Linked DNA regions of Mus musculus: regions 2, 3 and 4 are each linked to region 1. The links are chromatin loops, found by intact Hi-C in ENCODE. Cell type or tissue: heart. All regions are shown on one strand.

Region 1 (2,500 bases):
AGTTGCTTATTCCAGGGGTTGAACTCAGGTTGTGAGGCTTGAGTAGCGAGGACTTTAGCTTCCAAGCGATCTCTCACCCGAGCCCATTCTTAAGGTACAACAAGATGGTGGTTAGGAAACCACACAGTACCGCTTACTCTATTACCTAGTGCCTCCATCTGTTGTGTAGACACAAGGATTACTAGGTCTTTGTGTTTTCAGGGTTGTTGTTTGGTTGGGTGGTTTAGCTTAGTTTTATTTTCTTATTACCTTCATGCCTCAAAATAACGTTTCCTTGTTTATGAATGTTATACCTTGCTGGTTTGGTTTTCCATATTTTCTATCGACTGTGCTGTGTTACCTAAGTTGACTTTAACTTTTCCTTTTTGCTAGTTTGCCTCTCCCTTCTGTCCTTCCAGCTACAGCCCCCAAGGATTTGTATCTTAATTTTACATTTAACTCTAAATGATATATATGTTAAAAACTTGTCTGTTTATTTTTGCAGTCTCACTAAGTAGCACTGGTTGCCCTAGAACCCGTGACCTTCCTGCTTTGGCCTCCCAGGTAATGGAATTGCAAATGTGCACTACCACACCTAGCTGTATGTCTCATCCCGCCAACTGTCTACAGCAGTTCTCCGTCCTTGGTGCTGTAAGACAAGGGCTTTATTAGCATTCTTGGCCTTCGCTCCACATCTCCTCCCTTCTCTGTCCCTCCTAGTCCATTTTGTTAAGAGTTCCCACCTGACGGGTTGGATTCCTGTGGGGACGTAACTGAAGGAAGGATGTGCCTGCACCTGCTTCTGTCTCAGGAAGCAGCTGAAATTCCATCTCCTCCGAAGCGACCTTCTGGGAAAGGAGAGATGGGGCCACAATCCTATGAATGAAACAACAGCCTAATAGTCCATGAACCTTAACCTAAAGATCTTTGTCCTGCTGGGCGTTGACAACTAGAGGGAAAACAATCAGCTCTGGCCGTGTGCTCAACAGGCACTGGTTTATTTGCTTTTCCCACGCCTTTTTAAGCCGAAGGCAGTAAAACTTCTGCAGTAATCTGACCTCTGTGAGAGCTCCGAAAGGAATTAGTGACATCACAGTGGATATTCAGAGCAAAGTATGTGAGTTTTCTTAGTTTTTCAGCAGTTGCGTAGCAGTAAGCAAGTTGATTTAAAAGCAACTGATTCGTTTTAAAGAAACTGTATTTTTGCTGCAGTTGATGTATAGACAATAAAGGAATAAAGAAAGCGATGAGGCAGGCAGTGAAGCAGCCCTGCCACCTAGTGGTTCCTCACGCTGGAGCATTTTGGCTATTTCAAAGCACGACAAATGCAGCAAATGAGCTAACCTGGAAACTTCCATTTCCTCTTCCAGTTGTCCAGTCCGAGCTGAAAGAGACTGGTAAAGGAAGCGGTGTAAGTAAACACGGATGGCCACCAGGGCTCCAGCACAGAGAGTAGATAGCTGCAACAGGGATACGCAGTGCAACGAAAGAGCAGACATGGGGTCAACCTCGTGACAGAGTTCCTTGGGAGTAGTCACTGCAGCAGAATTGGGGTCAGAGGCAAAGCTGACTGAGGCAGTGTCCATAGAGTGTCAGTAGGCCACAGGAACTCTTGACACAGTGGTCTTGAGGCTGAAGTACACTGCTTGATTCAAGGCAAATAATTAGGACACTCAAGTTAACAATAGTAGAAAGTTCTTAGGTGTGGTAGTAGATTCATTTCAAGTGCCTCAATAGATTCCCAAATTCAAAGATACTGAAGTTTCTATATAAAGTGGCATACTACTGACTTGTGAATATCTGCTTGTATACTTTAAGGCATCCCTAGATTGTCTTATAACTAATAGAATGTAAATTCTATGTAAGTAGTCTGTATGTGTGTAGTACAGGTGTTATTTGAAAACATCCTTTCTTTCTGACTGAGTCAATGAATGTAGATCCCATGAGAAAAAAGAGCTGGCTGCATGTGTCCAGGCAGGGTCTTATCTCACCATTGTTTTAACTGTACATTATCAACCCCATTATTAAGGTGGTGAAACTGAGGCTAATTAGCCCAAGTCATGGTGACAATGAATTAAAACCAGCACTGAATTACAAACCAAAGTGATTTGCACTCCAGCATCTGAACTCTTCAGTACTTTGCTTTCCTATCTCTCTCAGAGAAGAAGGAACACTGGGTTCTAGCCATCTAACCATTGCCCTCTACTTTGAAAGTAAAGGGGAACTCTGCAGCAGTGAAGAGCCACTCCCAGATATGATGCCTGCGTCAGGGGGCTATTTAGTCAATCCAGTCTGAGTTTCCCTTACTTATACAATAGGGAGTGAAATGGTGACTGTCTCATAAGTGGCTGTGGATATTCATTGAAGTGTTATAAAGGTTCTACAAAAATAGCTTCCAACAATTCTGGTATCCTTGCTCTTAACAAGGGGCATTGCCTGGGCTGGGCTTATGGCTTGCTTTGACCTCTGGATTTGATTTGGATCTCTAGAATGTGGCATTGTGGCAATATGTCATGACTGG
Region 2 (2,500 bases), 100 kb before region 1:
TTCACCACCAGGTGACATGGATCCCCGAGAGAGGTCTTTCATAAAGCCATGTTCATATCTGCTGGAAAAGCCTTCAGCAGGGGAACAATATCCTCCATCTAAATGTAAAGGCTTCCTGTCTCCCACCAAGGGAGACCCTCTATACAGTCCATCTGCTCGAGGCATAGCATTCAAAGGGGAGTAGGCGTACATCAAATTGAACTCTGTCCTAAACGCCTGGTCTGAGTTTCTCAGCAAGGTCTGAGGACCATCTCCACTCCTGCTTGGGAAGCCAGCCTCGGAGGTGGGAACAACAGAGGGATGAGAAGCCAGGTCAGGATGATTGCAGTTAAGCAGGGAGGGCCTATCAGCGCAGCTGTGAGTGCTGGAGTCTGGGAATCCCACTTTTGTCAAATCTAGGTCTTTTCGGTGACAAAGCTGAAATAAAAATCAACAGAGATATGGGACATGGTATAACAGAAAAAGTCAAAGGGCAAAAAGGGAATGAAGGCATCAGGCAATTCTGCAAACATGACTACTCTGCTCAGCCTTCATCACATCGTTTGACAGCATATGTGGGGCTGGCAGTGTAGCCAGGGATGTATCTGAGCCCCAAGCACACACACCACAGAAAGGTCTTAAGTTGCTGGCTTCTGATGTTATATATTATTAAATTAGTTTCAATGGAAGGTGTAAGGGAAGGTGGAGAAAAGCAGGAGGTAGTTGAAAAGCCAAGCATGGTAAATTACTCACTAGGAGAATAGCATTAAAGGTTGCAACGAATCCATTCCTTATTTACTTGTACCTTGGATTATGTTTCTCATGCAACATTCTGTCTGTTCAATTCCGTGTCCTCTGCTGTCTATCAATCTATCAAAGAACTGCTAAAGCCTACCGCCAAAAAGCATATCAAAGGCTGAAATGCACCAGTGATAAAACCGACCCATTACTGCTTATCTGTATCGCTTAACACCAACATTCCCTTAACTAGACAGATCAGTTATCAAAGCCTTTCTAATATTGAATCTTTAGCAACCCAAGACAGAGCAATCTATACTTTCCCAACAAGATGGACTCACAATACTCAGGAAGTTAACAATAAACTAGTGGAATATAATCTTTTCAGTTTCATGATGATCTACAGAATATCCTACTGACTGAGAATTTGGTGATTAGTCAGGGAGTAGGGCCCTAATTATTTTGGAAAGTGAGACTAAAGGCCAGTTAATTTTGAAAAGGTACAGAGAAAAAAAGCTCCATGTAGATTTATAGGGTTAATAATTAATTACATGTCTAAAGCTTATTATAACTGCTAACACTGAAATCATGATTTTGGATCTTTAGGGTAGGAGGGTTTCTTAGCAAAGTACTGAAATTGGTATCCTAAGAGGTATAAATCACTGCACACAAACTGTATCCCAGCCTCTGCACAAGAGAAGGTTTGTAACCCAGAGCTTGGGCTTAAGCTTCCTTACATACTTACACCCAACTAGGCACTCCAGAGGAAATGAAGGAAAGCCAGAGAACGCTGGATTCCCTAAAGGAAGCTGCTCATCTGTCACCCAAAGCCCAGACACCCAGCCGTGTGAGCTGTCAGTTTAACCCCAATTATACATTGCTGACATGATACTGAGACAGTGTCGACCAACTCCAGTTTCCTTGTTAACAGGAGGATGTTATTCATGACTTTCTCTAACAATGCTCTCATGCACATAGAATCTACATCCTCTGAAGATTCTCTTTAATGAAACTCTTCAGCCATTCCTTCTCCCAAATGACAACAAAAGCAACCCCACAACATAAAAACAGCTACTCATTTCCCCACGGTCCTGTGCAGTCAGTTTTTATATAAGATCCACTCTATTTGCTGTGAATGAGAGGCCACCCTCCAGTCCAGCCCCCTCACCCCCCAATTCAGGACCACCCTTGTGCACTCACTCTCAGCCTGCATGTGATTGAGATGGTATGGTAACTACCTCTGGTGACAGGGGCTTAGGCCTATGTGCAGGGGAACCCTCAGGGGAGGAGATGTTCTAGAGGAGGAAAAAGTATCTTGTTATTTATCTTCTCAGAGTCAAGAAGCAAAACAGAAAGTAACGATAAGCATGGCTGTTTGCCACACTTTTTAGGGAGGGATTTGGTGGTGAGGATGGTTAATGTTTATGCATATGGTAAATGTTTAACTGCAGAACTCACTTCCACAAAGTGGTTAGTTCAGCTAAATGCTTCCTGGTACCTTAGAAAGGACTTATAATGTTTCATGCTATCAATGAACACCTCAATTAGAACTCAGGAAAGAATTAGGTGAATCATTTTAGAGGGCTCACAGTGTTTCTTATGGTGGGGCACAACCTACTCCTTATTCTTCCTAGAGGAACTCTGTTTCTTCACCCCATACTTCCTCTGATTATAATCTTTCTTTTCTTTATTCTCTTACTAGCTTTAGGGGTATACCTGTGAACTATGATCAGTTCCTCTCAAGTGACTGTTATACACCTGCACACATCTAACAGAGTTAAAA
Region 3 (2,500 bases), 97 kb before region 1:
CAGGCAAATGTGGCCCGAGATCAGGGATGTGCTTAGGAAGATTTCTCTGGTGATGTAACTCCAAGTGCAAACCTACTGGAGTTAGGAAAGTAGCCAATATAAAGGTGTGAGGCACTGATATGTTTAAATAAATTTTTTTTTGTTTCTTAGGATTTTTCATTTCTCTACATTGAAAGAATACTTTTCCTCTTGTTCTTTATAGCATGTGATGTTTTATCCTTTTTAATGTGCCTAGGTACAAAACAAACAAATAAACATGTAATTCAAGACTAATCTGTAAAATAATTTTTAAGCATTTCTAAAGACTTCAAAGCCAATCTTTAAGAACTCTGTACTGAGGGTTCAACAATGTAACTGCTAAATACATTTTGTGTATTACTGTAGGAAAACTAGGAGGAATTACTACATAAATGAATGTGATCTATATTTGATATTCAATGAACACTTAAGATGCTATATTTAAAAACCCAGCGATTGCCTAAAGGTCAGTTGGTAGTCTTTGCTATTTGTTTTCTTTTTGGTATAGTTGTCAAATATATATTAACATACACACTCATTTTTTAAAACCCTGCCTCAATACTGCTCAAGATTATGCAAACTCATACATTTAAACCCATGCTACCCATTATATATACATAAATTAAAATGATTTCCCAGAAATTTCTGTTAGTGAATAAATTTTTGTATGTTTCTTTCTTTGGTGGTAGCATGTTTTTGAAATAGGATCCTATCATTGTAAACTAAGCTGTCCTTGAAGTGGCCATGTAATCCAGGCTAGCTTCAAACTAGCATCCTCCTGTCACAGGCATGTGTTAGCATACCCGATTTATGAATACCTTTTAAAAATGGGTATGTGACATTAGTATTGCCAAAATTTAACCTATGTTGAATTATTAAGTATTTTCCTGTATTGCAATTGTTGAGTCTACTATGATAAAAAACTTTTCTCTACTTATTTGTTAGGACAACTACAGGACTCTCTCTCTCTCTCTCTCTCTCTCTCTCTCTCAACTTTAAGGTGGGAGTTGAACAAGCTTGAGAATGTGAGTTTGAATCACCAATACTCACGAAAGGCCAGCTATAGCTGTACTTTAGCCTGTAACTCCAGTGCTGGGGTGGGAGCTTGCTGGCTGCCAGCCTAATGGAGGTTCAGTGAGACAATGTTTCAAAACAGCATGAAGAACAAAATACCTGATCAATTCCTCTGGTCTCCATGCATGTACATCCACACTTACACATGCTTACTACCTCTGTATTTAATTGTGTGAATGATTTGCAATGTCTAGCTTACACTGTATCAGTATGCTGGTTTTAAGAGTTAAAAATTGACCTTTTCAGTTTCTCTTTATAAAAAAAAGATTTATTTTATATATATGAGTACATGATCACAGTCTTCAGACACACCAGAAGAGGGCATCAGATCCCATTACAGATGGTTGTGAGGCATCATGTGGTTACTGGAAATTGAACTCATGACCTCTGGAATAGTCAATGCTCTTAACCACTGAGCCATCTCTCCAGCCCCAGTCTCTCTCTCTTTTAAAGTGGCTTTTCTAAGAGAGTTTCTCTGTGTAGCCTTGGCTGTCCCAGAACTCACTTTGTAGACCAGGTTGGCTATTGCCTCCCAAGTGCTAGGATTAAGACCTGTGCTACCACCGTTGGCTAGTTTGTTTTTAAAATGTATTTAACAGGGCTGGAGAGATGGCAGTGATTAAGAACACTGTCTACTCTTACAGAAAAACCAGGTTCAATTGCTAGCACCCACATGGCAGCTCAGAACCATCTATAACTCCAATTTCAGGAAATGTAATGCCCTCTTCTGAACTCCATTGGCACCACGCAAACATGTGGTACACATACATATGTATAGTCAAAACACTCATATACAAAAATTAAATCTAAAGATGTTTTTTTAATCGTCTGTTTTAATGGCTTTAATTAGCAGAATGAATCTAACTAACGAACTTGCAATTCTATCCCTGAACTATGAAAATACCACCCATTGGCCTTTAGTTTTAACCTTTAGGTTAACATTTAATTCTTTAGTTTTTAAAAATATTTTATTTCGCGTGTGTGTGTGTGTGTGTGTGTGTGTGTGTGTGTGTGTGTGTGTGTGTATGCATACATGCAGGCTGTGCCATGCAGTTGGAAGTCAAAGAACAACTTGGTGAGTTGATTTTCTCCTTTACCATGGGGGTCTCAAGGGTTGATTGAGCCTAGGTTGTCTATAAGTCAGTATGTTTATGTTTTGTGTCTCTCACTGAGGCCCAGAATGTAGTCTAGGCTGCAACAGTACTCACTGTTGAAGTTTTGGGACAGTATGTATAAAGCACCAATACTATCTTGTTTGAGGAATGAACTGAGGGACAACCACACATGCTGTGTATGCACTCTACCACTTAGTTATAGTCCTTCCCTAATTTACACTTAAGAAAAAAAAAATGTGTCCATGTTTGTATTACCTAAAGTGTGGAGGCCAGAGTTGGTGTACTCCTTGTTG
Region 4 (2,500 bases), 66 kb before region 1:
GAGACTGACCACTCAAAGAGTGGGGGTGAACTGCAGAGCCTCAGCCAACATGTTACGGACATGAGGAATCCTGCCACAAAAAATGAAAATAACCACTGACTAGAGAATTTCTTAAATTTATCTTAAATGCTATAGGGTGTTTTGTATTGTTAGGATAGTACTCTTTGTGTTTGTGGTGTCTCTGCACAGTGTATGCTTGTCAAGTGTGTATGTTTGAGAGTACTCATGTATGCACATGGAAACAAGAGGATTCTGGCTGTCTTTCTCTATGGCTCTCAAATCTTATTCCCTTGAGATAGGGTCTCTTACTAAACTGCAAAATCACCGTTTTGGCTGGGTTAGCAGGCTGGCCAGTAAGTTGGTAGGATTGACTTATAGGATCTATGCCTGCTGATATTGGTTAGAGGCATGTGAAGCAACAATCTCCTGTCCTTTACATGCACACTGGAGATTTGAACTCAGGTCCTCAAAGTTGTACAAGTGCTTTTTATACAGTGAGCCATCTCTCTAGCTCCCTGAATAGATATAAGGTTTTTAAAAAGTTGTTTGTTGGCTTATTATGTATTTTAATTTACTAATGTTCTACAAAGGAGATTGGTAAACGTTATGATTATTTTTAAATTTCTATTTTCATTATTTTCTTTTCTGCCAAAGTGAAAACAATAGTCTAACTGGCTTACTAAAAAGCACATGTTCCTCACTCGTTAGCTGCCCAGCAGACACACTTTTCTAGTAGTCTAGGATATACCAAACAAATTTTAAGATTCAGGATGGTTATCAGAAGAATCCTAGAACTATTATTCCTTAATAATTTCACTTAAACTTCTTCTAGGCAATCAATAAGCATAGTTTAATCAACACTCACTTATCCCTTCTAAAATAAACCTGGTAGAAGATATCAATTAGTTGTTTGATCAGATAGCCATTTCTTATGCCCCCAACTTGCTTTGTTAAAAAAAAAAAAATCTATGTGTTTCACTTGCATGCTGTACATTAAGTGTATGTAGTGCCCACAGGGGCCAGAAGAGGGCATTGGATCCCCTCAGAATAGAGTTTCAGACAGCTGTAAGCTGCTATGTGGGTGCTAGGCCTTGAATCCAAGGTCCTGTAGAAGAAAAGCCACTGTTTTTAATTAACTGCTGAGCCATTTCTCCACCCTCTCTGACTTCTTTTAACTAGTCTTAGAGATCATGTAATTATCTAAAACCCACAATTGTGCAGCAATATATACTGATAGATATGAAGAGAAACGTAAGTGAGAGGGGTGGAGGGAGAGAGCTAAGTATGTGTGAGAGGGGTGGAGGGAGAGAGCTAAGTATGTGTGGATATAGAGGACATACAGAAACTTGTACCTCCTGCTCAACTTTGTTTTGATTTAATAACCACTTTAAAAGGATGTATACATGTACGTAACAGAAATCCTAAACAACATTGTATGACAAATATTATTTTGCATAAAAAAAGCAATGAACAAACTTTGATTTGGTAACCATAAACTGGTATTATTTAGGAAGAAAAAAAATCAGTGAGTAGTAAATATGGGGAAAAAAATCAGATTAAGGCATTTGGAGGTAAAAACAGAATTAGCATGATTCATATTAGTGGTTTCATACTAATGTAAGAAGAGTCACTAAAAGATGAAACAAGAAGCATTTTATGTGTTTAGAAGTCAATATAATGTCAAAGACCTCTAGACTAAAAAGACTCTCGTGAACACAGTAGGTAAAATATAATTATCAGCCAGGTGGTGAGGGTGGCATAAGCCTTTGATCCCAGCACACAGGAGGCAGAGGCGGGGGGGGGGGAATCCTTAAGTTCAAGGCCAGTCCAGTGTATATAGTGATTCCCAGGACAGCCAGACCTACCCAGAGAAACCCTGCCTCTAAAATCTGAAAAAGAAAGAAGTAAAATTATCAATACTATTAAAAAATAGCTAAATAAAACAAAAAGTATATGATACCAACTAAAATCAATTAACGAAGATTTTAAATAGTTACTGATTTGAGTCATGTGGATTTCATTTTGATAAATGAGACATTAATGTGGCAAAAGAAAACTAATTCTGAATGGTCAATTAGTCCAAAATTAAGACCATATAAAGGTATTACTTTTGCACCATTACTTGAGAAAGCTACCGATGCGATAAACTAAAGCAGCTTTCTGTAGTACCTGGGCCTCTTGAAACGGGGTGTGGCAAAATACCTGTTCTCATCCAACTCAGGGTGACACTGTTAAAACTAAAACTAAAATGCAAATGAAGTGAACTTTCCTATCGACTTGACACAATTCATGATCAGTGTGACTGCTCCACTTGCTGTCTTTGTACCAACTTGCAAATAAATATCCATCCCCCCTCAAGTAGCTAAACAAGAATTCTCAAAAAACACCCAAGCAATTGGGGAAATGACACAAAAATCTTCAAATGGCAAAACAAAGAGAACACTCACAAATAAACCCAAAGAGCATTTTGAAGGGTACTTCTTCTAATTTTAGTTAGATA

Evidence for each region. Hi-C counts contacts between places; a loop is a spot of excess contacts. Peaks named below come from ENCODE experiments on the same cell type or tissue, not always from the same donor. Only the 100,000 strongest peaks of a DNase experiment are listed, where the experiment ranks them.
Region 2: it touches region 1 in a loop (2.4-fold over the local background); 3 of 42 quality-filtered maps call a loop at or near these places.
Region 3: it touches region 1 in a loop (2.5-fold over the local background); 3 of 42 quality-filtered maps call a loop at or near these places.
Region 4: a loop joins it to region 1, with 5 times the contacts of the local background. A loop is called at or near these places in 12 of 42 quality-filtered maps.

What each region holds. Positions count from the first base shown.
Region 1 is chr6:113,036,974-113,039,473 of GRCm38, reverse strand. No RefSeq gene overlaps it. Among named protein-coding and RNA genes, the nearest start is that of Gm43868, 7.9 kb to the left of the region's middle. In heart, no CTCF peak of the experiment used is centred here; a DNase peak (open chromatin) is centred at 1,383; H3K4me3 peaks cover 858 bases; H3K27ac peaks cover 219 bases; H3K27me3 peaks cover 267 bases.
Region 2 is chr6:113,141,530-113,144,029 of GRCm38, reverse strand. Setd5 (SET domain containing 5) reads right to left here. Exons shown (of 22, transcript NM_028385.1): 18 at 1-417. Among named protein-coding and RNA genes, the nearest start is that of Lhfpl4, 53 kb to the left of the region's middle. In heart, no CTCF peak of the experiment used is centred here; no DNase peak of the experiment used is centred here.
Region 3 is chr6:113,133,677-113,136,176 of GRCm38, reverse strand. The region is part of intron 16 of Setd5 (SET domain containing 5); the gene reads right to left. Among named protein-coding and RNA genes, the nearest start is that of Setd5, 57 kb to the right of the region's middle. In heart, a CTCF peak has its summit at 1,397 (motif pointing right); no DNase peak of the experiment used is centred here.
Region 4 is chr6:113,102,505-113,105,004 of GRCm38, reverse strand. Setd5 (SET domain containing 5) reads right to left here. Exons shown (of 22, transcript NM_028385.1): 2 at 1-70. Among named protein-coding and RNA genes, the nearest start is that of Setd5, 26 kb to the right of the region's middle. In heart, a CTCF peak has its summit at 1,014 (motif pointing right); no DNase peak of the experiment used is centred here.